2 separate regions of the Homo sapiens genome follow, and region 1 is linked to region 2. Evidence: read pairs that join two places in POLR2A ChIA-PET (ENCODE). Cell type or tissue: IMR-90. All regions are shown on one strand. Links, peaks and the distances in the headings refer to the core of each region. The heading gives the core; the rest is flanking DNA. Region 1 holds the start of CHTOP (chromatin target of PRMT1). Region 2 overlaps TPM3 (tropomyosin 3).

Region 1 (16,804 bases), core at 4,609-12,608, 520 kb before region 2:
GCGCTAGGCCGAAAGAATCTTCTTTCAATCAACGAACATTTACTTAAGTGGTACTATGTGTAAACACTGTAGGAACTGAGGCTCCAGCATTAAGCAAAATAACCACGATCCTTACCCTCACATGGGTAAGGATGCTGGGCCATTACTTACACACAGACACACACAAACACATACACACACGCACACGCCCAAGTGCCAGGAAGGAAAATGAAAGGGTCTTGACGTGCCAGTGGAGCAGAGGAAGGGTTGCAGATGTGTCATTCTCTCATTCCTCAAACATATGTACACTGTATTGTGCACATAGTCATTAGAAAAATCCCTTATTGAGGCCGGGCACAGTGGCTCACGACTGTAGTCCCAGCACTTTGGGAGACAGAGGCGGGCAGATCACTTGAGGTCAGGAGTTGGAGACCAGCCTGGTGAAACCCCATCTCTACTAAAAATACAAAAATTAGCGGGGCATGGTGGTACGCGCCTGTAATTCCAGCTACTCAGGAGGCTGAGGCAGGAGAATCGCTTGAACCTGGGAGGCGGAGGTTGCAGTGAGCCGAGATGGTACCACTGCACTCCAGTCTGGGTGACACAGCGAGACTCCATCTGCAAAAAGAAAAAAAAAAGAAAGAGAGAAAAATCCCTTATTGAGCAGGAAACATAGCTTATGCCCATAATCCTAGGAGTCGGGAGGCTGAGGTGAGAGGATCACCTGAGCCCAGTAGGTCAAGGCTGCAGTGATCCGTGATTCATTGCGCCACTGACTCCAGCCTGGACAACAGAGCCAGACCCCGTCTCAAAATAACAACAACAAATCAGAGAGAGAAAAGAGAAATCCCTATGTAGGTCTGCAACAAAATAAACACGGATGGCAGGTGTGGGGGGAGGACATGGAAACGCAATCGAGGACGCAAAGGTGCCCCACCCCAAGAAGGAGTAAACAGTATCTAGGCCAAGTTGGGGAGGGGAGGAAGTGAGGAGGAAAACATGGACGGGCGGTGGTGTTGGCCGGTGCAGGATGGGAGAGGAATTTGCTCCTAATACTGGCCTCCTGGGCCTTGGCTGGAGCATTTACGGCACTTCACAACTCTCAGACTGGGCGAGTGGCCATGAGGGGAAAACCAGTGCAAATTCCCCAGGCCCAATTGTCCGGAAGAAGACGAGGCAAGTCCGCGTAAAGATTTTTAGACGGTGTACCTTGGCTAGGGAACGGAGGGGCGAGGGAATTCGGGACCCAAATCCCCTCTAAGGCCCACATTAATAACTACCCCCAAGAGGTTGCAGCGCAACCACTACTGGAACGTGAAGTCCCCGGCACGCCCCAACAACAGGACCATTGGCCACGCCCCTAGGGGCGGGGCACTGCATGGAAAGCCCCGCCTTCGCCCTAAGGCTCCGCCTCTGACCTCTGCGCAGGCGTAGCTCAAATCTTTCCCGCCCTCTAGTCGTGCGCGGATCTGACGCCTGACGTAATTGCGTAGACGCCATTTTAGCCGGTCAGACAAGCACTGGACGTGGCGGCCATTTTGTTTTGGACACCGAGCAGGAGCTGGCGGCCGCTGCAGACGAAAGGCAGGAAAGGGCAGGCCGGGTGAGCAGACGGATCGGCCGACTAGACAGCCAACCAGCAACAACGAACTGAGCTCGCATACTACCGCTTACGCATCTAACCAACCGCCCATCTAGCTAACCCGAGCCCCTCCACCGTCAACTCAGGTTCGGCCGGTCCCCGGCCCGCCTGCCGGAGCCGTGGTGGCAGCCCCGGGAGGAGCACTGGCGTCTGTTTCCTTCGGTGAGTTTCGGTAGTGAGAAGGAGCCGGGGGAGGTGCGGTCTTGAGGAGCGGAAGGGGCCGGCGGACGCGGAAAGGGGGTGGTGGCATGTGGACATAGCTACGGTGTTGGAGCGTGGAGGCCCCGGGGAGGAGGCGGAGCCCCTGCGAAGGGGCGGGGGAGGGGCTGAACTGGAACCTGGTGGCGGGATTGATGGAGGTTGGGGTTTGATAGGATAAAAAGGAAACTTGGCGGGTAGAGCAGAAGTGGAAGTCTTGACAGGGCTTTGAGGATGGTAGGGAGATTAAGAAGTACAAGACTTTGAGGAATGTTGGAAATTAATGGCGGCTTTAGGGTTAAGTTTTGTGGAGGGCTCTTTGCGAGCTAATTCCCAGGTGAATTTAGAAAACCTTTCCTACTCCCCCAGATCGTCAGTTTCTTGTTAAAGTCCCTACTTGATTCTGGAGTTGAAAGCCACTTTTGAAACTAGGCATGCATATATATATGTATATATATACATACATATATATATATATTTTTTTTTGGGGGGGGACGGAGTTTCGCTCTTGTTGCCCAGGCTGGAGTGCAATGGCACGATCTCAGCTCACTACAACTTCCGCCTCCCGGGTTCAAGCGATTCTCCTGCCTCAGCCTCCGGAGTAGCTGGGATTACAGCCATGCGCCACCACGCCCGGCTAATTTTGTATTTTTAGTAGAGACATTTCTCCATGATGGTCAAGCTGGTCTCGAACTCCCAACCTCAGGTGATCCGCCCGCCTCGGCCTCCCAAAGTGCTGGGAAAACAGGCGTGAGCCACCGCGCCCGGCCCTGCCTGTATTTTCACTGTAGATCAGTGGTTCTCAACTTTAGCTGCACATTAGAAGCACCTAGGTAGCTTTCCCCCGACCCCACAATTGGTTCATTTCCAAACCTCATTACCAGAGATTGTGGTTTAATTGATCTAGGCCCAGATGTCTGTATTTTCTATTTTTTTAATTAATTTATATTTTTATAGAAACGGGGTCTTACCATGTTGCCCAGGCTGGTCTCGAGCTCCAGGGCTCAAGCATTCCTCCCGCCTTGGCCTCCCAAAGTGCTGAGATTACAGGCGTGAAGCACCGCGCCCGCCCTGTCCGGCCCTATGTTTTAAAAGCTCCTTGGATAAGTCATATGTAGTCAAGGTTGAAAATGACTGCTCTAGAGTAAAAGCCAAACTCGGCCCGGTGCGGTGGCTCACGCCTGTAATCCCAGCACTTTGGGAGGCCCAGGTGGGTGGATCAGGTGAGGTCAGGAGTTCAAGACCACCCTGGCCAACGTGGAGAAACCCCGTCTCTACTAAAAATAAAAAAAAATTAGCCGGGCATGGTGGCACGTGCCTGTAGTCCCAGCTACTCAGGAGGCTGAGGCAGGAGAATGGCTTGAACGGGGAGGCAGAGGTTGCAGTGAACTGAGATCACGCCTCTGCACTCCAGCCTGGGCGACAGAGCCAGACTCTGTCTCAAAAAAAAAAAAAAGCCAGACTCCATACTTTGATTGCTAGATTGGCTTCTGCCGTTTTTGAGAAATTCCCGGGTATTTTGTGGGCCTTGAAGTTTGTTTGTTTGTTTGGGGTTATTTGTTTGTTTTAAAGAGATGGGGTCTCAGGCCAGAGTGCAGTGGCATGATCACGGCTCTTTGCAGCCTCCAACCCCTGGGCTCTAGCGATTCTCCCACCTCAGCTCCCCTGAGTAGCTAGGACAACAGGTGCTGGCCACCATGCACCGCTAATTTTTTTTTTTTTTTTTCTTAGTAGAGACTGGGTCTCGCTTTGTTACCCAGGCTGGTCTCTAACTCCTGGCTTCAAACCATCCTGTGCCCTTGCCCTCCCAAAGTGTTAGGGTTACAGGCGGTGAACCACCATACCCAGCCACCTTGAAGTTATAATAATCTGAGGTAATTGCCATAGAAACTTAAGAACTTTTGCTGGGCGTTGGGTCCCAGTGATCCCAACACTGGGAGGCCAAGGTGGGAAAATCCTTTGAGGCCAGGAGATTACGGCTGCAGTGGCCACTGCATTCCAGCCTGAGTGACAGAGCGAGACCCTGTCTCAAAAAAAAAAAAAAAAGAAATTTAAGCACTTGAAATGTGCCCTCGTGTGCTCTTTAGTCATCAGTGATAAGGCCTTTTTATTTATTTTTGGCTTGGGCCTTGCCACTTATAGAAATGATGTCACTATTGTGATTTGCTCATTTTACGTATTGTTCTTTGTAGATTCTCGGGATTCGAAGATGGCTGCACAGTCAGCGCCGAAAGTTGTGCTAAAAAGCACCACCAAGATGTCTCTAAATGAGCGGTGAGGCAGCCAACAGCAACTTCAACTCCTTCCTAAGAAAACATTACTTAACTTGGCCCTGGGGTCCAATGCACAAAGCCAATTTTAAGCTAAATACCAACAGAAGGCTACAGACCTCTGTTCTTAGTTGCATCTCATGTGGTACACAAAACAAATTGGGCGGTTGTTTCAAAACCCCTTATCAGTAGACTTTTATGTTAAGCTGTCTGAAGTATTTATTTGGTGGGATGTATTTTAAAAGACTCCTAACACTCTTCCTTTTCACATTTTTTTACGTTGATACTGGGGTCGTGCAGCACGGTAGCATGGTACCCTGGCTACAGTAGGCTTGCTGCCCAGTCCAAGGCCAGCAGTGTTGTGTCTGGCCTGTAAGAGGCAGGTAGCAAGCCATGAATATGTCCAAAGGCCCTTGAATGTCATTCTTGGGCCTTGTAAGAGGCACTCGCTTTGCTCCATTTCACTTTCTTTCCATTCTGCTTTTAGTTTGGTTTTGTTTTGGATTCTTCTACAGTTAAGTGTTCTTCTCTTCCATTCCATTATACTTCCTTGACAGAAATAATGAGTCTCTTCACAGGCTCATAAATGATCAAACTGATGTAACTTTGAAAAGTAACTACTTGGAGTCAGAAAAAGTGATGATTGGAGACTAAGAAAAGTAAAGATATTCAAAGGCAGTTTCTATCTCTGACAACTTTGTTCATTAAGAGTGCCTTTGTTTAGGCGCGGTGGCTCATGCCTGTAATCCCAGCACTTTGGCAGGCTGAGGCGGGCGGATCACGAGGTCAGGAGTTTGAGATCAGCCTGCCCAACATGGTGAAACCCTGTCTCTACTAAAAATAGAAAAATTAGCTGGGCGTGGTGGCGTGTGCCTATAATCCCAGCTACTCAGGAGGCTGAGGTAGGAGAATCACTTGAACCCGTGAGGCGAAGGTTGCAGTGAGCCAAGATCCTGCCACTGCACTCCAGCCAGGGCAACAGAGGACAGAGTGAGGCTCCGTTTCAAAAAAAAGAATGCCTTTGATCAGTGATTTCATTAAGTTGACTTTCGACCACTGAAATTTACTTAATGTCTATTTTTGCCTCTTCTGAGGCATATGTGCTTCTCTCCTTATCTCTTTGGCTATGATAAGCTAATTATTTATGTTTGCATAATATTTATGTTTGCATGTTAGTGACATATATTTTAAAATGTGATACACTCCTGTAATTTATGAGAGTATGTTCATTGCTGTGAGCTTTGAAGGTGCTCTAATCCTTCCTCATATTTGGCCTTAGAATGCACCTCGGATCCCCCAAGGTTTAGGCTTTCTTCATTTGTCTTTGAAACTATATCTTCTGTCTCTTGTCATATCTGCTTATTGCGTGTTTTTCATACCTTCCACCTCTCTAAAAGCCGTTACCTGAGCCCTCGTTATCACTTTTGGTTGAATGTGCTGCACTTAGCTGCATTTCTAAGTTTCTGATTCTTGCAAGTTTGTGGAAACAGAGGAGTCTTTAACCCACATCAGCCTTGATCTAAGTGTACCACTTTACTTAAAAGTTCGTGGGATCTGGAGCTCCTGGTCTAGCAAGCCATGAAAATGCCAATAAATGTTTGTAATAAAGCTTTTATTTAAACATCCATTTTGTTCGACCTTGAAGCTTTACTAATATGCTGAAGAACAAACAGCCGACGCCAGTGAATATTCGGGCTTCGATGCAGCAACAACAGCAGCTAGCCAGTGCCAGAAACAGAAGACTGGCCCAGCAGATGGAGAATAGACCCTCTGTCCAGGCAGCATTAAAACTTAAGCAGGTGAGAGAATGGGTCTTAATGCTCCAGAAGCAGCTGGTGATCTCTGTGAGGGAGTCCACTGAGGCTGTCAGGACGTGATGGATGATTGCAAAGTGGCTCAGGGCAAAAAGCTGAAACTTCTCTGGAAGAAAGAGAAGTTCAGAGAATTCCAATTTTGGCAGGTACCAATAAGTAACTTTTTACTGTCTTTCTCTTTTAGGGAGTTTGCCATCTATGTGGCCTGTTTCTGTTACCAATGAGTATTAATCTTTTGTTTTCTGATCCTTAACCCTTAACATAGATTAATGGCTTATTCCACAAAGAAACTTTATTTCAGCTTTAGATAATCTCACAGCATCCTTTACTCTCTGTTAAATGATTTACCCAACAGGGAAATAATTTTATTCTTTTTCCCATAGTGCAGGGAGTTTGCATGGCCTTAGTCAAAGGTTTTCTTTTTTTTTTTTTTTTTAGACGGAGTCTTGCTCTGTCGCCCAGGCTGGAGTGCAGTGGCACGATCTCGGCTCACTGCAAGCTCCGCCTCCCGGGTCCATACCATTCTCCTGCCTCAGCCTCCCGAACAGCTGGGACTAAAGGTGCCCGCCACCACACCCAGCTAATTTTTTTGTATATTTAATAGAGACAGGGTTTCACCATACTAGCCAGGATGGTCTCGATCTCCTGACCTCGTGATCCACCCGCCTCGGCCTCCCAAAGTGCTGGGATTACAGGCTTGAGCCACCGCGCCCAGCAGTCAAAGGTTTTCAATGCTAAAATATACAGAGTAGAGTGACCCTCATTTCCACAGCACCTAAAGTTTTACCAGTAAAGTGGAGCAAGAATACTGAGTAATTTGAGTTAGGGGTTCTCTTTTTCAAATTTACAGTGAGAGATAATCCTATTCAGACCTGAAATAAAACCTGCTCTTTATTATTCATAGAATTTATATGCAAGTCCGGACAGTGGCTGTGGAAGGATATGTCCAAGCTGTGGCTGGGCGTCTGGAGGGCAGTGCCATGCAACTGTAAGGGCTTTGGTAGCATTGCATGGCTATGCATAAATTCAGCAGTTAAATATAACACCCTTACACCCCCACCCTGAACCATTGGGCTCACTGACCAAAAATAAACAAGGGTGTCTGCTTCGGCTACCTTAAGCCTTGGAGTGACTGGATTCCTCCCTGACTCAGGAAAGCAGCAAAAGGCACCATTTTCCAAGAGTAAATGGAAGTTGCTGAAGATGAATCTCTGACAGATCATTCCAAAGGACCTTTCAACAAGAAGCTTTAAGTATAGGCTCTGCAGGAAGTAGTCCCTATCCAGAGTAGTACTATTAAATAGAATTTTTTTATGTTTTTGGTTTGGTTTGGTTTGGTTTGTTTTGAGACGGAGTCTTGCTCTGTCACCCAGGCTGTAGTGCAGTGGTGCAATCTCAACTCACTGCAGCCTCCGCCTCCCGGGTTCAAGCGATTCTCCTGTCTCAGCTACAGGCGCCCGCCACCACACCCGGCTAATTTTTGTATTTTTAGTAGAGACGGAGTTTTGTCATGTTGGCCAGACTGGTCTTGAACTCCTGACCTCAAGTGATCTGCCTGCCTCAGTATCCCAAAGTGTTCAGATTACAGGCATGAGCTACCGTGCCCAGCCAGAACTTTCTACAATGATGGAAATGTTCTGTATTTGCTCTCCGGTACAGTAGCCACTAGTCACATGTGGCTATTGAAAACTTTAAATGTGACTAGTGCAATTAAGGAGCTTAATTTTTTTTAATTTAATTTTAGGCCAGGCCTGTAATCCCAGCACTCTGGGAGGCCAAGGCAGGCGGATCACTTGAGGTCAGGAGTTTGAGACTAGCCTGGCCAATGTGGCAAAACCCCATCTCTACTAAAAAAAAAAAAAAGCCGGGCATGGTGGCGCATACCTGTAATCCCAGCTACTCAAGAGGCTAAGGAGAATCTCTTGAACCCAGGAAGTGGAGGTTGCGGTGAGTGGAGTTGGCACCACTGCATTCCAGCTTGGGTGACAGTGAGACTCTGTCTCAAGAAAATAAGTAAAATTTGCTTTTAATTTAGGCTGGGTATGGTGGCTCACACTTGTAATCCCAGCACTTTGGGAGGCCTGGGCAGGTGGATCACCTGAGGTCAGGAGTTCAAGACCAGCCTGGCCAACATGACAAGACCCCGTCTCCACCAAAAATAAGCCAGGCGTGATGACAGCTCCTGTAATCCCAGCTACTCGGGAGGCTGAGGCAGGAGAATTGTTTGAACCTGGGAGACGAAGGTTGCAGTGAGCCAAGATCGTGTCACTGCACTTCAGCCTGGGCAACAGAGCGAGACTGTATCTCAAAATAAAAATAATTGAAATAGCCACATGTAGCTATAGAGGCTGCCTTACACAGCACACCTCTAGAAGGGAAACTAAGTGGTATAGTTGACATCCTTAACTTCCCTGTTAATATTAAAGGCCGGTATTGGTGGCACTTAAGGATTGGAATGGGTAAAGAACTTCCCAGCACTGTACAGTTCTTTTAAAGCACAAAGCTTGGGAGAATTAATATATGCAGGATAACTGAACGCAAGAGACTTGTGGAATGCAGTTCTAACCTGATAATTGTGTGTTAATCGGGAGTAACAGGACAGGCCGTTACGGTTGGTTACACCTACTTATGCTAGATGCATAATGTTTGGAGCCTTCCCCACTGATGAGAAGCAATTTATGATCTTGTGCTAGAAAGTTAATAATGCTTCACAGCATCTTTTTGAGAGGTTGATTAGAAAACACACACATACACGTTGGTAGTCACTTGTGGGTGAAGCCTGAAGGGGCTATACAATTTATTTTCTTTCAGATTGACTGATGGCTTTATGGACAGCCAGGCTTACTAGGAGCTTGGTTGTGTTCAGGGCTATTGCTGTCCCTTTTTCCTTTGAAGGAATTTAATTCTCTGAGATGTAGTCTTAATGGTTTTCTTTTGAGAACAGATTCTTAAAAATACCCTATCTCTGTAGTGTGTCCTTGTTCTTATATATGGCCCTGAGTTTTGTGATCACCTGAATAATTCTAACATACGTTTGGCTGGCTGACTGTGGAGATACATTTGAGTTACATGTTTATTTTTAATTTAAGGTCATCATTGTTTTAAAGGAGCTGTTTGCAAGTGCAGGCATGGAATTAGGGATTTTTAAGAAATGTAAGGAAAGGAGATTTGACTTTCTTGTGTTTATTTACATCTTAAGGTAAAAAGTGGACCGTCTGGAAATAGATTCTCAGAGGAAAAATGGAGCACACGGGCCTTTTTGAGAAATCAATCTTGTTCTTAAGTCACAAGAACTCAAGTGAACTTGTAATTTAAGTTTTGCCCAGAGTGTGATGAACTTCCTATGGTGTTTGAGTAAGCCTTTGAAGACAGTGGTAGTCCATGGGCAGGTATGAATCAAGTCATATAATTGTCAACCTGTAGTTCAAAAGCAGTACAATCCAGGATTGAACTATAGAATGTTCTTACGAAAACTTAAGTTTCAACTGGCAGTGTATGACTTCTGTAGCCAAACTAGTGAGGTAATTTGTGGAGATGCCCATTTCATGGGACCACACTTGAGCTTCTTGGAGTTTCTGCTCTGGATCAAAATTCTGCTGCTTGTATAACATGTTCTGAGGCAAAGGCTTGCTTCTGGTTTGGGATCCTTTTGACACCCACAACAGGTTTATCTCCCTTCACACCAGCATCTCACTTGCTTCTTTTTCTCTGCACTTTGAGTTGCCAAATCCTGTTGGATTGCTTTTTTGATCTCAATCCCCTAACACCTTTTCTTCCAGAAGAGCTTAAAGCAGCGCCTGGGTAAGAGTAACATCCAGGCACGGTTAGGCCGACCCATAGGGGCCCTGGCCAGGGGAGCAATCGGAGGACGAGGCCTACCCATAATCCAGAGAGGCTTGCCCAGAGGAGGACTACGTGGGGGACGTGCCACCAGAACCCTACTTAGGGGCGGGATGTCACTCCGAGGTCAGTGCTGTGTACCCTGATAATTGTCGGGCCCTACTCCCTTCCCTTTTCTCTTGGGCTGCTTATGGACACGTTTGTTTAACATCTTTAAGCCTGAATTTGTATTAATATAATAACTTCTGAAATCACATATTTTTAATAGTGCTGCATGTCTTTTATCAATACCATTCCTTTTCTGATAATGTGCAATGGTGAGAGGCTATGACCTGCGTAACAACAGGTAATTCATGTCATCTCCATTCCATTTTAAAACACCCTGCTGTTGCTTGAATCAAAGCACATTCAAGTTCTAGAAACAAGTCAAACATAAGAAATTTATAGGTCTTTTGGCCTATATCTCTTTGTTCCTGGTGCTAGTAAAACACTGATACAGCTGGAAAAAGAGGACAAGTTGACCCACAGCACTTACCTATATATGTTCATTTGGGGCACTATTACTCTGTTCCCTGTATAGTTCTTGTTCCCTAGAAGAATCTGTTGAGATCAGGAACCATAGCATTTATTTTTAAATTTACCATAATGCTAGGCATCTATCTGATTATTCAGTAGATATTTATTAAATGTATGTACTTACTAATTGAATTAACTCCCAACTTCCAAAAATGGATTTGTGGTCAGACTTGTTGAATTGATTGAATAAAGAGTAGCTTAATCTGTTCACAGTATGCAGCTTGCCCCAGCCAACCTAAAAACTAACTGAATTACCTTCATTTAACCCTCACCGCCTTCCTTTGGTTAGAATCTACTTTGTGTCTCTTGGATTTACCTGCATATACATTGTATGCCTCCTCTCTAAGGTCAAAACCTGCTCCGAGGTGGACGAGCCGTAGCTCCCCGAATGGGCTTAAGAAGAGGTGGTGTTCGAGGTCGTGGAGGTCCTGGGAGAGGGGGCCTAGGGCGTGGAGCTATGGGTCGTGGCGGAATCGGTGGTAGAGGTTAGTCAGCTACCAACTTCAGAGAGTAGCTCCCCCTTACTTTCCTCCCTTAAAAACTCAGAGCCACCTTTCTGCACAGCTTCAAGTCATAGGCAGGCTTCTTTGTTTGTCTTGTTTTGTTATTTGAAACTGGCTTATTTTTCAAATTACCATGCTGGTAGTGCAAAAGTCTCATGATTTTTCCAAGAATCAATCAAGTGCATATTATAGAGCCAGATTATATGCCATCTTCCTCCAAGCTCTTGCAAATTTAAATTGTATAGTTGAAAATACCCCCCAAAATGGTCAGTTTAGGGTTTTGCCTTTCTCTGCCCCTGTCCCACCACCATCACCACCACATACCACCCTGTAGCTCCAAATCCTGGTTTGAGTCACATGAGAATATAGAAGAGAGAGAGAGATACAAAGATGAAGTAGAGTTAAGAGGGTGGTGAGACTTGGAGCTGGGCATTGGCTCTGAAACCAAATAAATTCAATGTCACATTTGGTGCCTGTGGAGAACCAGAGATGACTTTTTTTGCTTAAGGTAGAGAGCAAGATGGAATTATTATCAGTTAACTAACTGGCTCTTATTGATAATCTTGCCTTTGAAATTTATTGATGTTTGTCTTGTGACCTCATGACCCAGATTGGGAAAGAGTTTAATGATGTTGCTGCTGTTAATACTAAATCTCATGGGAGCCTTCTGGTTTAGAGCTTAGTGGAAAACTCCCAACACCTGTCCAGAAAAAAAACACTATTGAAGCCCCTGTGTATATTTGCTTTGGTTCTCTTAAAAGGTGTCTTGGGTCTTCCATAACTTATGACCTTGAAGTTGCCAAGGAATAATAACTGTTAGGAAAGAAAAGTTGATAACCAAGGGCTTGTTTTCTTCTCTCCCATTATATGATACTTACTGAGTGAAGTGCAAGCTAGTTTGGGTTTCAGGATGAAATAACATGTTTCCAAATTATCTTGACTTGGATCCTGAGAGACATCACGAGGGTGGGAGAGACTAAAATAGCTTTTCAAAAAGCTGAGTTTGTTTTGTTAACTGAATTCACACTGCTTCTCAGATAACCACAATTGTCAGTTGTCATAAGGTAACTAGAATTAAAGGTAGAAATAGCTAGGACAACTCAAAATATTTTTTCAAATCTCCCCTACATTGTTCCTGTGTCAGAAAAACTCAGTCTCCTGACACATGAGGTCAGCTAGCTCATTAGACTTGATAAGTTTAAGGACAGGTGAGATGACTTTCCAGAAGGGTCTCCAATAAACTTAATTTGAAAACTGTCTTGTCTTCACACCCCTGATGCTCTGTGCTCTTGTTACCACCTCCCTATCTTACCAAATGGGGTTATCTGTCATGTATTTTAATTATGAACTTAGTGAATCTCAAATGTTAGGTAATTTTATCTTAGGATTGATTAAGGTTTTTTAAAATTATAGTTGCCAGTTAATTATTTTCCTTTATTGATAGAATAAAATTTGTTAAAATAGCATTTAGAGATGATCATGTGATAGAGGATTCATTATGTGTGCTTTCCATGTGTTGCTTTCTACCCATTGTGTTTCCTTTTTTTCCAGATTTCTCCTCTTTGCCCTGCCCTTCAGCTTTTCTCAGCTAGGCCCCACTGCTCTAAGGGGCATTTACTACAGCACCTATTAAACTTACTTGTAACTGTCTCTTTTTTTTTTTTTTTCCCCTTTGGGCCAGGTCGGGGTATGATAGGTCGGGGAAGAGGGGGCTTTGGAGGCCGAGGCCGAGGCCGTGGACGAGGGAGAGGTGCCCTTGCTCGCCCTGTATTGACCAAGGAGCAGCTGGACAACCAATTGGATGCATATATGTCGAAAACAAAAGGACACCTGGATGCTGAGTTGGATGCCTACATGGCGCAGACAGATCCCGAAACCAATGATTGAAGCCTGCCCATCCTCCCATGAGAGACTCTTGTTAGTCAACACATCTGTAAATAACCTTGAGATAACAGATGAGAAGAAATCTGATTGATGCTGGATGGACCTATCACAATAGGCTGTGGACTTACTTGCCACCAGCTTGTGCATTTAGTGTGTTCCTTTTACTTTTTGATACTGTGTTGTATGAAACCCTTTTGTCCTTTGATTTGGTTTTTTGTTTTTGTTTTTTTAGGGGGGAGGGGGGGTTTCCCCTCCTTTGCCCAGACTTCTCTTTGAACACAAATGCATTAGCCTTGTGGCTAGAACACCCTCTTCCTACCTCTGTCTCCCCTCACTTGTCATATGCTCTGACATGCTAACATTTCTTTTGTTCATCCCTGTTGCCCCCACAGAAACATCCCAGAAAAACCGGTCAGTGTTCCTTCCTCCCTGATCCTTAGGTTTCTGAAATAGGGTTCTGTTACATCCTCTTCGATAGCCTGTTTAAAATGTTTAGAAGGTCTGGAGCTCAAAAATGCGTTCTTCCACATTGATAATTTAGTAAACTGAGAACATTGACATCACTACAGGGCAGCATAAGAGGTTGCTTACATGTGGTAGCAGCTCTGGTTTGATTCAAGTTGCTACCATGTACATTGACAGCACATATACCATAACCAGCGTGTTGGGTTGAATTGCACTTTCTACCTTTGTATGAGATTTACAGACTTTCCTTCTGGGTTTGTATCATGACCAGAGGGGTACTATAGGGTTGGTTTATACTGCAATATAGAGGATCAGAAGCCATTTGATTTGGTAGGTGTGTCAGAAGGGAGAATGATGGCAGACGAACTGCTGGAAGAGGTCAGAAGATAGCCATGCTAAAATGCAATTATATCCTCATGTTTATCCCAAACTAATCTTGGACTTTTCCACTCATTAGCTTTGTTTTGCCCTTGTTTCCCTTGAAGGTTTAAGTTCAACCATATTCTGTCAACTGTTCAGTTTCAGTGGAATCTTGTATTTCTGGTTCATTATAACAAACTGTTCGCTTAAATCCACCCAGGACTCTCTTTATTTGAGGTGCCTCAAAATGCCATGGCTACTTTAATGATGTTTTTTTTTTTTTTTCTTGTGACCGAGTCTCGCTCCTGTCACCAGGCTGGAGTGCAGTGGCGCGATCTTGGCTCTGCAACCTCCAACTCTCTGGTTCAAGCGATTCTCCTGCCTCAGCCTCCCGGGTGGCTGTGACTACAGACATGTGCCACCACACCCAGCTAATTTTTGTATTTTTAGTAGAGATGGGGTTTCACCATGTTGGCCAGGATGGTCTTGATCTCTTGACTTGGTGATCCACCCGCTTCAGCCTCCCAAAATGCAGGGATTACAGGCGTGACCCACTTTCAGCCTCCCAAAGTGCAGGGATTACAGGCGTGACCCACTGCACCCAGCCACTTTAATGATGTCTTGATATACCCCTTGTATGGTTGAGAGTTTCTTTCTTCTTACTTGTGTTAAAATTCTGGAGAGCCTGTGGCTTTGAGCAGAAAGTGAAGAATTTGACTTCCTCTGAGCTCTGCAGAAATAACACCACGCCCACAAAAACTCAAGGAAGATTGTCTTGGGCAACATTCTGGGCCCTTGGGCCCTGGCACATATTTCCCTTTTTCCCTATGTTGAGAGCTGAAGAGAAAAGAACCTAGTAGCGCCCAGCCAAGCCAGTTGTCATTGGGCTGCCTTTCACCCTAAACTGCCAGGAGGTTGTACTTACTGGGGGCTGGGAAGGAAATTTTGGTCAGGACAACCCAAACTTGAATCCTGTGATGTGGGGTGTCTGTAGGTCCCAAGGGAGATGGGCAGTGGGGGTCTAGCAGAAGGCTACAGGTTGGACGGTGACTGCAGAACTGAATCCCCAGTTCAGCTCCTTCTGCCTTTTCCAGTGCTAAAGCATGAGGACTTCCCCTCCCAGCCAACCTCCCCAACAACCCAAACAAGTGCAAAATGCCAGGCTCCCTCCTACCCCAGAGGAGACTGATGCTTAAGAGTTCTCTATAAAGGAGGTGACTGCCGTAGCCTAGGCTTCCTTCCTTCTACCTCCATGTCCTTCCTACTTCATTGAAAGAATTTATCCCCAAATCGCTTATGTGGGGCACAGGGAACTCTCCTATCAGCCAAGGGTCCTCCAGCCCCACCTACTGCTCACTACAGTTCCCAGGGTCTCCTGAGGCCTGTGTCCCTGTCATCCTCAGTCACTGGTCGTGTGGGACAAGGTGAGTAAACCTGACCTCCTCTGGGTCAGCCTTTCATTCAGCTGCCATGTGCTGAGGGCTTGCCATACCAACACAAGGCATCCTTTGTAAGGGTAACATTAGGAGCATAGGGAAGAGGTTGATGAGCTGGATCTTTTAAGACAAGGGAAAGTAGAGAAAATACACCAAGCAGAGGGAACCAAGTGTAAAGGTACAGTGCTAAAAGAACACCTGAGGCTGGGCACAGTGGCTTACGCCTGTAATCCCAGCACTTTGGGAGGCCGAGGCGGGTAGATCACCTGAGGTCGGGAGTTTGAGACCAGCCTGACCAACATGGAGAAACCCCGTATCTACTAAAAATATGAAATAAGCTGGGCGTGGTGGCACATGCCTGTAATCCCAGCTACTCGGGAGGCTGAGACAGAAGAATCACTTGAACCCGGGAGGCGGAGGTTGCAGTGAGCCGAGATGGCGCCATTGCACTCCAGCCTGGGCAACAAGAGTGAAACTCCATCTCGAAAAAAAAAAGGTGGTCCTGCTGCTATGAATAGATAGCTCCATGGACCCAGCAGGGGTTAGGGTAGAGGCTCCCACTTATGCCTCGGTGGGCTCTCCCACCTGCGTCACACCCTGGCTAGTGACCCAGTCAGACGTGCTGGGGACCCTGGCTGACCACCTGTACCAGGGGCAAGGAAGGAAGGAGAGGGGAGCATTGTGAAGCAGGGCAGGATGACTCTTGAAGGTGGAGACAGGCCCTGGACAGCTCTGGGACCCTTAATGGTGGCAGCAGCCCCCAGTCATAGGCCTCATTGTGTGGGCAGCCTGGGACAGCTAAGATCCCCATGAGGTCTCTTTAAAGGATTCACTAAATGCTCCATTTAGTCTTGGTTTGTTTTTTTGTTTTGTTTTGTTTTTTGAGATGGAGTCTCGCTCTGTTGCCTGGCTGGAATGCAGTGGTGCAATCTTGGCTCACTGAAAACTCCAACTCCCTGGTTCAAGCAATTCTGCCTCAGCCTCCTGAGTAGCTGGGATTACAGGCATGCGCCACCACACCCAGCTAATTTTTGTATTTTTAGTAGAGACGAGGTTTCACCATGTTGGCTAGGATGGTATCGATCTCCTGACCTCGTGATCCATCTGCTTCGGCCTCCCAAAGTGCCGGGATTACAGGCGTGAGCCACCACGCCTGGCGATTTTGTTTCTTACCCTTTAGTGTAAGGTGATTATCAGCTGAAGATTTAAACACATCCATGAGGAGATGGGGGAAGGGGTTCCTTCAGAAAGTCCTAAAGCTTTCCTCTGGAATTTTTTTTTTTTTTTTGGAACAGAGTTTCACTCTTATTCCCCAGGCTGGAGTGCAATGGCACGATCTGGGCTCACCACAACCTCCACCTCCCAGGTTCAAGGGATTCTTCTGCCTCAGCCTCCCGAGTAGCTGGGATTACAGGCATGCACCACCACGCCCGGCTAATTTTGTATTTTTAGTAGTGATAGGGTTTCTCCATGTTGGTCAGGCTCGTCTCGAACTCCTGACCTCAGGTGATCTGCTCGCCTCGGCCTCCCAAAGTGCTGGGATTACAGGCATGAGCCACCGCACCCAGCATCCCCTTTGGATTTTAATTCAAAGCACATACTCTCAGGAGTTTAATTTCAAGAGGAAAGCCAGTTCAGACAACAGAGAAGAGAAAGGAGGTGGGGGAAAGGTAGACGGGAAAGATAAAAGAAGAAAGGCCCCTAATGTTTTCCTCAGCACTGCCAAGGCAGGACCTCACCCTCAGCCTCTGACCCCTTTGTGATAAGCAGGAGTCCTGGGGCCTGGCCAGATAATTCACCCATGGGGGATGTGGGCAGATGGCAGCTCTCCAGAAGC
Region 2 (9,445 bases), core at 1-8,000:
TAGAAGTCAGATTCACGTCCGGCCTCCAGGCCAGAATGCAGGAAATGCCAGACACTGGCGTCTCAAAAGCAGCTTTCAAAGTTATCCACTCACACAGCCGGCCTCTAAGCAAATACTCTTGAGAGCACTTGTTGTTTTCTCCAAATATCCAAACAGAATATAAACTCAAAGCTGTTTCAGTACAGTTGGTTAAAACCACGCATTTATAGTAGTGATCAGCATTATATATTGTTTTAAGGAGCATAAATCCATAGTTTATAAGGATTGATATGGTTGTGAAGGAAAATGTATATAGTTCAGCCTGAGATGTCAGTGTTAACCTATAAAAGGCCCAGCACATTAAGTGTTCTTTCTAATCTTCATGTTTACTCTGACAATACTTATCTCCATTTTACAGATGATAAAACTAAACATTTGCTCTATATTAAATCCTGTTGCTCCAGCTGGGTGCGGTGGCTCACGCCCGTAATCCCAGCATTTTGGGAAGCTGAGGCAGGTGGATCACCTGAAGGTCAGGAGTTCGAGACCAGCCTGGCCAACATGGTGAAGCCCTGTCTCTACTTAAAATATAAAAAATTACCCGGGCATGGTGGCAGGTGCCTGTAATCCCAGCTACTCGGGAGGCTGAGGCAGGAGAATCTCTTGAACCAGGAGGCGGAGGTTGCAGTGAGCCGAGATCGAGCCATTACGCTCCAGCCCAGGCAACAAGAATGAAACTTCATCTCAAAAATAATAATAATAAAGAATAAATCCTGTTGCTACCACCCACAAAGATGCTATTTTTAACCCAAACCTCATAGCTTCTGTGGAGAAAGCACATTTAGTTTTAATAAATAAAAGTCAAATAGGTCTGAGGGTTGGAGGGACTGGTTCTTTATTTCAAAAAGACACTTGTCAATATTCAGTATCAAAACAGTTGCACTATTGATTTCTCTTTCTCCCAATCGGCCCCAAAGAGACCACATAAAAGGAGAGTACATTTTAAGCCAATAAGCTGCAGGATGTACACCTAACAGACCTCCTAGAAACCTTACCAGAAAATGGGGACTGGGTAGGGAAGGAAACTTAAAAGATCAACAAACTGCCAGCCCACGGACTGCAGAGGCTGTCACAGCCAGATGGGGTGGCCAGGGTGCCACAAACCCAAAGCAAAGTTTCAAAATAATATAAAATTTAAAAAGTTTTGTACATAAGCTATTCAAGATTTCTCCAGCACTGACTGATACAAAGCACAATTGAGATGGCACTTCTAGAGACAGCAGCTTCAAACCCAGAAAAGGGTAATGAGATGAGTTTCACATGGCTAAATCAGTGGCAAAAACACAGTCTTCTTTCTTTCTTTCTTTCAAGGAGGCAGGAAAGCAATTAAGTGGTCACCTCAACATAAGGGGGACATGATCCATTCTGTAAGCAGTTGTGAGGGGGTAGAGATGGGACAAAATTTTGGTCTCAGAGGTCTTACCATCTTAATTTGGTAACTTCTAATGAAAAAAATAAAAAATAGAAATAACATTATCCAAAGATATCTTAAAGCTGAAAACTTGAACAGCACATTTTTTGTTTTTGTTGTTGTTTGGCTAACTCCTCCTGGAATCACCTTTCTGGTTTAGCTAGTACTTTGTACAGAACAATGAGGTTTCCCACAGCGGAGTCTCCCTGGGCTCTGTTTGGCTCTCGGTAAGGCAGGCCTACACCTTTTCCTCTCCTCTATGGAGAGGGGAATATGCATTAAGGTGAAAAGTCACCTTCCAAAAGTGAGAAAGGGATTCGATTGCTGCTTCAGGACTGTGGAATTATTTGGAATGTTTTACAAATGGTTGCTACAAAACAACAAAAAAGGTAATTACAAAATGTGTACATCACAACATGCTTTTTAAAGACATTATGCATTGTGCTCACATTCCCTTAAATGTTGTTTCCAAAGGTGCTCAGCCTCTAGCCCAGCTGGATTCTCCGGGAAGAGGCAGAGACAGTTTGGCGAAAAAGACACAGGGAAGGAGGGGGTGGTGAAAGGAGAAAGCAGCCTTCCAGTTAAAGATCAGCCCTCAGTTAAAGGTCAGCTTCCCGCAGGCTGGCCTCAGGCGGAGTCTGGGTCAGAGGGAGGAGCAGCAGCAGGGTGGGACTGGGGCGTTCTACATCTCATTCAGGTCAAGCAGGGTCTGGTCCAGCATCCTTTGTGTACAGAGGTGCTCCTCTTTGGTGCATTTCAGTTTATCTAATGGGGGTAAAGGAGAGAAGTTACAAGAACTAGAAGTAAATTTCAAGGTCTACCCGCTCTTTGAGACTTGCTCCTGTTGCAGAGAAGCTGCAGACTGATAAAGCAGCTGCCTTCTCAGCCACAGAAGTGAGCTATTACATCACCCAGTTTTGTAGGGCCTTTGGCTTGCCTACTGAAGTTGTAGGTGTTGCTGCACTTCCTGGGTGAGGGAGTTAGGGCCCTTATCAGCCATTTCCTCTCCCTCCCACACCCAACCAACACTTTCAGCTTTCAGTCAATGAAAGAGCAAGCCTTAACCATCAGCCATCCACTTTTCTAGGTTTTGCCCACATAACAATACCCTCTTGAAATGGCTCACCGGAGTTTGAACATTGCAAACAATAGAAACATCAGAATCTCAGATTATAAAGAGCACAGGAAGATCCTCATGCACTACATGTTTTTTCGAAAAAGTAGAGGCCAAAGTAATAACTGATGGGATAAATAAAAGGGCGCTCACAGTTAAGTCAAATAATCTCTAAAGAAAACAAAGCCAAGAATACTACTGAAACAAGTAGTTGTAAGCAAACCTTGAGATTGCTGCAGAGCTATTGAACAGAACTAGCTTGTGACAGTTACTTGAAATTAACATAAAACCAGAAAAAGGACGCAAAAGTCAGAAAGAAAATCAGCAGCTGAACATTAAGGAGAATCTAATCTGTCTAGCAAGCAAACCACTCTGACTGCTCTAAAGAGGTGAGGAAAATACTCAAATCTTCAACTCAGAGAAGGTGATGGCAACACAGACCCATATTCATATCCCACAACTTTTCTTTCACTTCCCTTTTTTCCACCCAGTCAGAAGGACCCATTCCTGGGCCTGCCGATGAAGCAGTTACAACAACTTGTCAAGTCAGTCCTTTTATTGTTAAAAACATCCATGCAAGGGAACATATCCTACAGTCAGTGCCCAAGTGAAAGAGCAGCAAATAAGGGTGGAAAACAAAATTCTCGCAAGTTTTCTCACTATAATCTCTCAGGCCCCTCCCTTCTTCACCCATAATCTCTTCTAAAGGGACAGAAACTTCACAATGGTCAACTTCACAATGCTGTTAGGAAATCAACATTCTAACTGCCCCAATTAAAATGCAATTTGCTCAGGGCAAAATAATAACTTTTAAAAAGACAATCAGCTTTTTGTTGGGGTCCAGGTCAGTGGTGTGAGCAGTAAGCTCAGTTTAATGGGCATCATTGAGCCCTGCCCATCAGTCACACAGATCATGCAGCGTTAGCTTCAGCTCATTAGAAAGCAGGCGGTTTCGCTCAAGTTGGCTGTAGAGACGCTCTGCAGCAGCAACGGAGAGGAGGGGAACACAAGAGAAGGAGAGGAAAAAGAGGAGGAGAAAGAGAAAAAGGGAAAGTTAGTAGAGTACCAGAAGTAAATTATGAGTCTTTCAACTAGCTGGTATATATAACATGCATCTGTAAGGCAGGGTGGATGCAAGGAGGATTCAGATAGAGGGCAATAAGAGTCAGTCAGTTGGTGGAAAGACCAACAGAGGAAATTCAGACTGACAAGTTGGTAGGACAACATTTTGAGGGAGAAAAAATGCTTCCTTCACAATATTTATTCCCTGGGTTGAGAAACTGAAACAAGGGAAATGGCAAAGGAAGGAATACAGTTGGCTTCGAAGAAATGTGTTCACAATAATCAGGGTTTGAAAGGAATGGAAGTGAACAGCTGAACATTTTTCTGTGAAAGCATTCAAGACAGCATTATAAACAGTATACTGGGAGAAATATCCCCACACTCATTCACTCCTATACTTTCTAATGCTTTGTGTTACAGATATTGTGTGATAGACCCATTTCAGTGGCCTAGCCAATAAATATTCAATTTCTTCTTCTTCTTTAAAAGAACCCCAAACCTGTTAAGAGTCAACAAATAGTGTGCCTAGTCCCAGGGAAGGCAAATTACTGGTATAAGCTACTCAAGACTATCCTGTTGTTTTTCAGCCTCCCTTGCAGCTAGGGGTGATCATATGATCCAGTTTTAACCAATGAGATGTAGAAAGATAGTCTGCTGGGGGCTTCTGGGAAAACTTTAGCTTTCCCTCTTGCCTTCAACATGGATGTGATGACCAGAGTTGCATATTTCAATCTTAAGAGAAAAGACCAAGAGAATCATGGAAAGCCCAGCTACAACAGGCCACAGTTGCTCATGGCTAGATGTATGTGATTAAAAAACAAATCCCATATTTATTTAAGCTACTAAGTAAGTTATTTCCTTTTTTTTTTTTTTTTTTTTTACAAATCAGGCTAAAGGACAATTTAGCAAGCATTCCTGATACAAGCAGCTAAGTGCTCAAATCTAATAGGTTTATCTGGATTTTCCATTTGAAGCACACTTTAAAGAGATAGTGGGATATGGAAGATTCAAATACATCTGACTAGCACAGGGATAATACAACTTTGGGGACAGGAAAACCAAACTCTTCCTGGTATACTCCTAGTATCAACCTCTGAAATTCACAAATAAGTTTCTCCCTATATTTTACAGCCCGTTTCAAAATGGTCTCAGGATCTCAATATGAAAAAGATACTTTTCTGTCCTAAAATCATCTGCATATGTGAGCATTGCTCAGGTACCCTGCCTTGTGGGCTGAGGCTCTCCCCAGATTGACTGGGAAGCTAGAGACCAGTATGGTCCCAGTAATACTTGCCACTTTATGTACACTATCAAAACAGAAAGCATATATGTGTAAAAAGCCTGGGAGGGAATGACTAAAAATAATAGCTGTATTAAACAGTAGAATCAGGGTGAACCTTTAACTTGCACTCCCCATTAAACCAATGGTTCTCAATAGGGGTGGTATTGTGCACTCTTCTCTCCAAGGGGAGATTTTGAGTATGTATGGGAGGTTTTGATATCACAGTGACTAGAAGGCCCATACAGGTATCTGTTGGGCAGGGGACAGCAATACACAGGATTGTTCTGTACATCAACAGAACTGTCCTACTCTAAATGACAAACGTTCACCATTGACAAACACTATACAGGCTGAGAACCCAAATCTGAAAGTCCAAAATCCAAAATGCTCCAAAATCTGAAACTTTTTGAATGCCAACATGATGCTCAAAGAAAATGCTCATTGGAGGATTTTGGATTTTACATACACATACAGATGTGTGTGTTTGTGTGTGTGTGTATTAGAGACAAGGTCTTACTGTGTTGTCCAGGCTACAGTGTGGTGACTATTCATAGGCCTAATCATAGTGCACAACAGCCCTGAACTCCTAGGGCTCAAGCAAACCTCTTGCTTCAGCCTCCTGAGTAGCAGGAACTATAGGTGTGCATCACCATGCCTGGTATAAATTTCTGATTTTCGAATTTGGGATGCTCAACTGGAAAGTATAATGCAAATATTAAAAAAAAAAAAAAAAAAAAAAAGCAAAAATCCAAAACACTTCTGCTCCCAAGCATTTTGAATAAGGAATACTCAAAACTATACTAATGGTATATAAGCTTCATGAGGCCTGAGATTGGACCTGTCTTATTCACTGGGGCGTCCTTGTCAAAATAACAGGTGTTGAAATTTGTGAACTAATCTCTCAAATTTCCTGTGATGTTACATTACATATAGATCTCGTGAACAGCCTGAATTTAGATAATACCTATAACCAAGTTAGTTTGTGTGATTCTCACTTGGGAAAGAAGGATGTTATCAGGATCCTTTTTTTTTTTTTTTTTTTTTGAGTTTCACTCTTGTTGCCCAGGTTGGAGTGCAATGGTACGATTTTGGTTCACTGCAACCTCCACCTCCCAGGTTCAAGCGATTCTCTCGCCTCAGCCTCCTGAGTAGCTGGGATTACAGGCACCCACCACCACGCCCAGGTAATTTTTGCATTTTTTTTTTTTAGTAGAGATGGGGTTTCACCATATTGGCCAGGCTGGTCTTGAACTCCTGACCTCAGGTGATCTGCCCGCCTCCCAAAGTGCTGGGATTACAGGCATGAGCCACCGCACCCAGCCGCGTTATCAGGATCTTTATCCCTCAAAGCAGCCTGGTCAATTCTTTTCCATTTAGGGAAGAAATAAAGAGACAGAGAAGGAGTGAGAGCATTTTATTGCCTGACTAAATCACAGAACACAGAGTTTCCTAGGAATTGCATGAGGTCAGAAAGACAAATGCAGCTGTTCTCTCACTTTGAACTTAGTTTCTAACTCTGCTATCTCTAGTTATTAAAAATTAAGACCAGTACTAGCTCCTTAAAGTTTTTGGTTCCCTGATAATAGCTAAAACAAAACAAACGAAAAGGCAAGGCAGAGAACCTATTTGGTCTAGCGTTCTTTTCAGCTATATCTAATTAAGAAACAACCCCATGGCCAGGTGCAGTGGCTCAAGTCTGTAACCCCAGCACTTTGGAAGGCCGAGGCGGGCAGATCACGAGGTCAGGAGTTTGAGATCAGCCTAACATGTTGAAACCTAGTCTCTACTAAAAACACAAAAATTAGCCGGGCTTGGTTGCACGTGCCTGTAATCCCAGCTATTCAGGAGGCTGAGGCAGGAGGATCACTTAAACCCAGGAGGCGGAGCTTGCAGTGAGCCAAGATCACACCACCGCACTCCAGCCTGGGCAACAGAGCAAGACTCCGTCTCAAAAAAAAAAAAAAAAAAAAACACAAACCAACCCCATGGAGTTGGATAGTATTCAACCAACACCATGTGAAAGGAAGAGATTTGGTTGGGGCTAAGATAAAGCTGCCAAACAGAATAGGTCTAAGATAAAGCTGCCAAACAGAATAGGTCAGTTGTACCTATCAGATAACTTGGGGTTACTACATCTTATTCCTTATCTCAATGATGGTAACAAGGAAGGGCAAAATGGGCCTGTGGTTCTTAGAAATTAAGAGGGGGTAACATTAAGGGGACAAATGTTTTACTCTGATGCTTGACTTCACCCCAATACTAGTCCAGGCTCAAGTAACACAGGATGGCTTCTGCAAGGATATTAAGCCTTAAACAAAGGAATGAATTTAGCATTAGCACTAATTACATAGTACTTCATTGTCCACTTTGGTACCCCAGTTTGTTGGTCTCTATCCTTGGCTCACACTAGTCATACCGCAAGGAAAACAGGAGATACCACAGATCAGAGCTATAACACCTTACTTTTCTCCCAATCTCCCTCTTATTTCCTTCTTTTTTTTCTCTCCTGCCTCAGCCTCTCGAGTAGTTGGGACTACAGGCATGTGCCACCATGTCCAGCTAATTTTTGTATTTTTAGTAGAGACAGGTTTTCACCACGTTGGCCAGGATGGTCTTGATCTCTTGACCTTGTGATCCACCTGCCTCGGCTTCCCAAAGTGTTGGGATTACAGGCATGAGCCACCATGCCCGGTCTACTTCCTTCCTTTCTAAGAAGTCTTTCTTCATGTCAAAGCCAACTTCTGCCCAGGATCTGAATATTTAGAAATGCATTGTCCAATATAATAGCCACTAGCCACAGGTAGCCAAATTTAAATGAACTACAATGAAATACAATTAAATTTTAGCCCCTCAGCCACACTAGCCATGTTTTGAGTGCTTGACTGCCACATGTGGCTAATGTACTAGACATCATTACCAAAAGTTCTGTTGGAAAGCCCTGCTCTAAAGTAAATTATATTGCCTATATAATCTTCCTACCAATACACTCTTTTGCCCCTGAAAATGACTCCTCCTCTTCACTTCTTAACACTCAAAATGTACCCTCAAATTACTAAAGTATCAATGCATGTCCCATTTTCAGTTATCTTCCTTCTTAGCCTCTCTGTTGAAAAACCACTAGAAAGCATCCAACCCGGAACTTTTTAAAGAACTACTCAACCGTCTTCTTTCCCTCCAATCAGTTCCATTTGGTTCCTCCTCTTACATAACGTTTTCCTCATTGTTTAATTTTTTTTTGAGACAGAGTCTTGCTCTGTCACCCAGGCTGGAATGCCGTGGCACAATCTCAGCTCACTACAAGCTCCGCCTCCCGGGTTCACGCCATTCTCCTGCCTCAGCCTCCCAAGTAGTTGGGACTACAGGTGCCCGCAACCACGCCCAGCTAATTTTTTGTATTTTTAGTAGAGACGGGGTTTCAACGTGTCAGCCAGGATGGTCTTGATCTCCTGACCTCGTGATCCGCCCACCTCGGCCTCCCAAAGTGCTGGGATTACAGGCGTGAGCCACCGTGCCTGGCCTCTTTTTTTTGTATTTGCAATTGTCCTTCATGGTTCTAATTTACCTCCATGGCATAAACTACCTGTACCCCATATGGATTCCCAACTCTCTTATGTCAACCTCTCTGCCTCACGCCCTAGAATTTTGTTTTCACCCAGATACCTGCCAGATTGTCAGCCGTATCTTCTTTCCCTTCCCCCAGCTCCCCAAACCAGGACAACATGATCTCCCTACATCTTTAACCCCACCACTTTCCTACTCTTTTTTTGGGGGGGGTCTCATTCTGCCACCCAGGATGGAGTGCAGCAGTGTGATCACAGCTTGCTGCAGCCTCAGACTCCTGGGCTCAAAGGATCCTCTGGCTTCGGCCCTCCAAGTAGATAGGACTGCAGGCACGCACCACCATGTTTGGCTAAGTTTTTATATTTTGTAGAGACAGGTTCTCACTTTATTGCCAGGCTGGTCTCGAACTCCTGGATTCAAGAAATCCTCTCACCTCAGCCTCCTAAAGTGCAGGGATTACAGGCATGAGCCACTGCACCCGGCTAATTCTCCTACTCTAAAAACCAGTCATCCTTGTCTTTCCTCCTCACATCAAGTGGCCAGGCCTTTCACAATGCCTGTCTTTATTTAGTGCTATCTCTCCTGCCACTACTCTAGCTCAGACCCTGATTATTCTCTCCTAGAAAACTAAATTAACCTAACCCAATTTTTTCCAAAGTGTGGTGTATTCACTGCTATAGTTACTTTAATGTGATTAGGAAAAAACACTAACACATCAAAACTTTGATTTCAAAATAGAATTGTGTCAAGTAAGAACAAAATAAATCTGGAAATGAGTAGATCTGAAGAAAACAATGTAGGCAGCAATGAATATGGAAAAAGCCATCAAAAATGGTAACATAAATGGCTGAAATGTGAGAAACACCATGTTAGTGAATCACTTTGCTAATCTGCAAATTAGTTACCAAATTAATTCTTCTTATATGTTATTCAGATCACAACATATCCTATTCAAAATCTCCAGTGGCATCCCCAT

Evidence for each region. Peaks named below come from ENCODE experiments on the same cell type or tissue, not always from the same donor. Only the 100,000 strongest peaks of a DNase experiment are listed, where the experiment ranks them.
Region 1: POLR2A ChIA-PET joins it to region 2 with 9 read pairs; 3 of 35 experiments call an interaction of 5 or more read pairs at or near these places.

What each region holds. Positions count from the first base shown.
Region 1 is chr1:153,632,561-153,649,364 of GRCh38, forward strand. It overlaps CHTOP (chromatin target of PRMT1), which reads left to right and starts at 1,506. Exons shown (of 6, transcript NM_015607.4): 1 at 1,506-1,783; 2 at 4,012-4,093; 3 at 5,735-5,888; 4 at 9,686-9,869; 5 at 10,667-10,804; 6 at 12,504-13,746. The coding sequence starts at 4,029. The coding sequence ends at 12,709. It also overlaps a transcript of S100A13 not described here. RefSeq lists an enhancer at 1,480-1,589 and a silencer at 1,930-2,009. In IMR-90, for the core only: no CTCF peak of the experiment used is centred there; no DNase peak of the experiment used is centred there.
Region 2 is chr1:154,155,507-154,164,951 of GRCh38, forward strand. It overlaps TPM3 (tropomyosin 3), which reads right to left. Exons shown (of 10, transcript NM_152263.4): 10 at 6,307-9,445. Among named protein-coding and RNA genes, the nearest start is that of NUP210L, 5.2 kb to the left of the region's middle. RefSeq lists a silencer at 508-685. In IMR-90, for the core only: no CTCF peak of the experiment used is centred there; a DNase peak (open chromatin) is centred at 35; H3K27ac peaks cover 464 bases.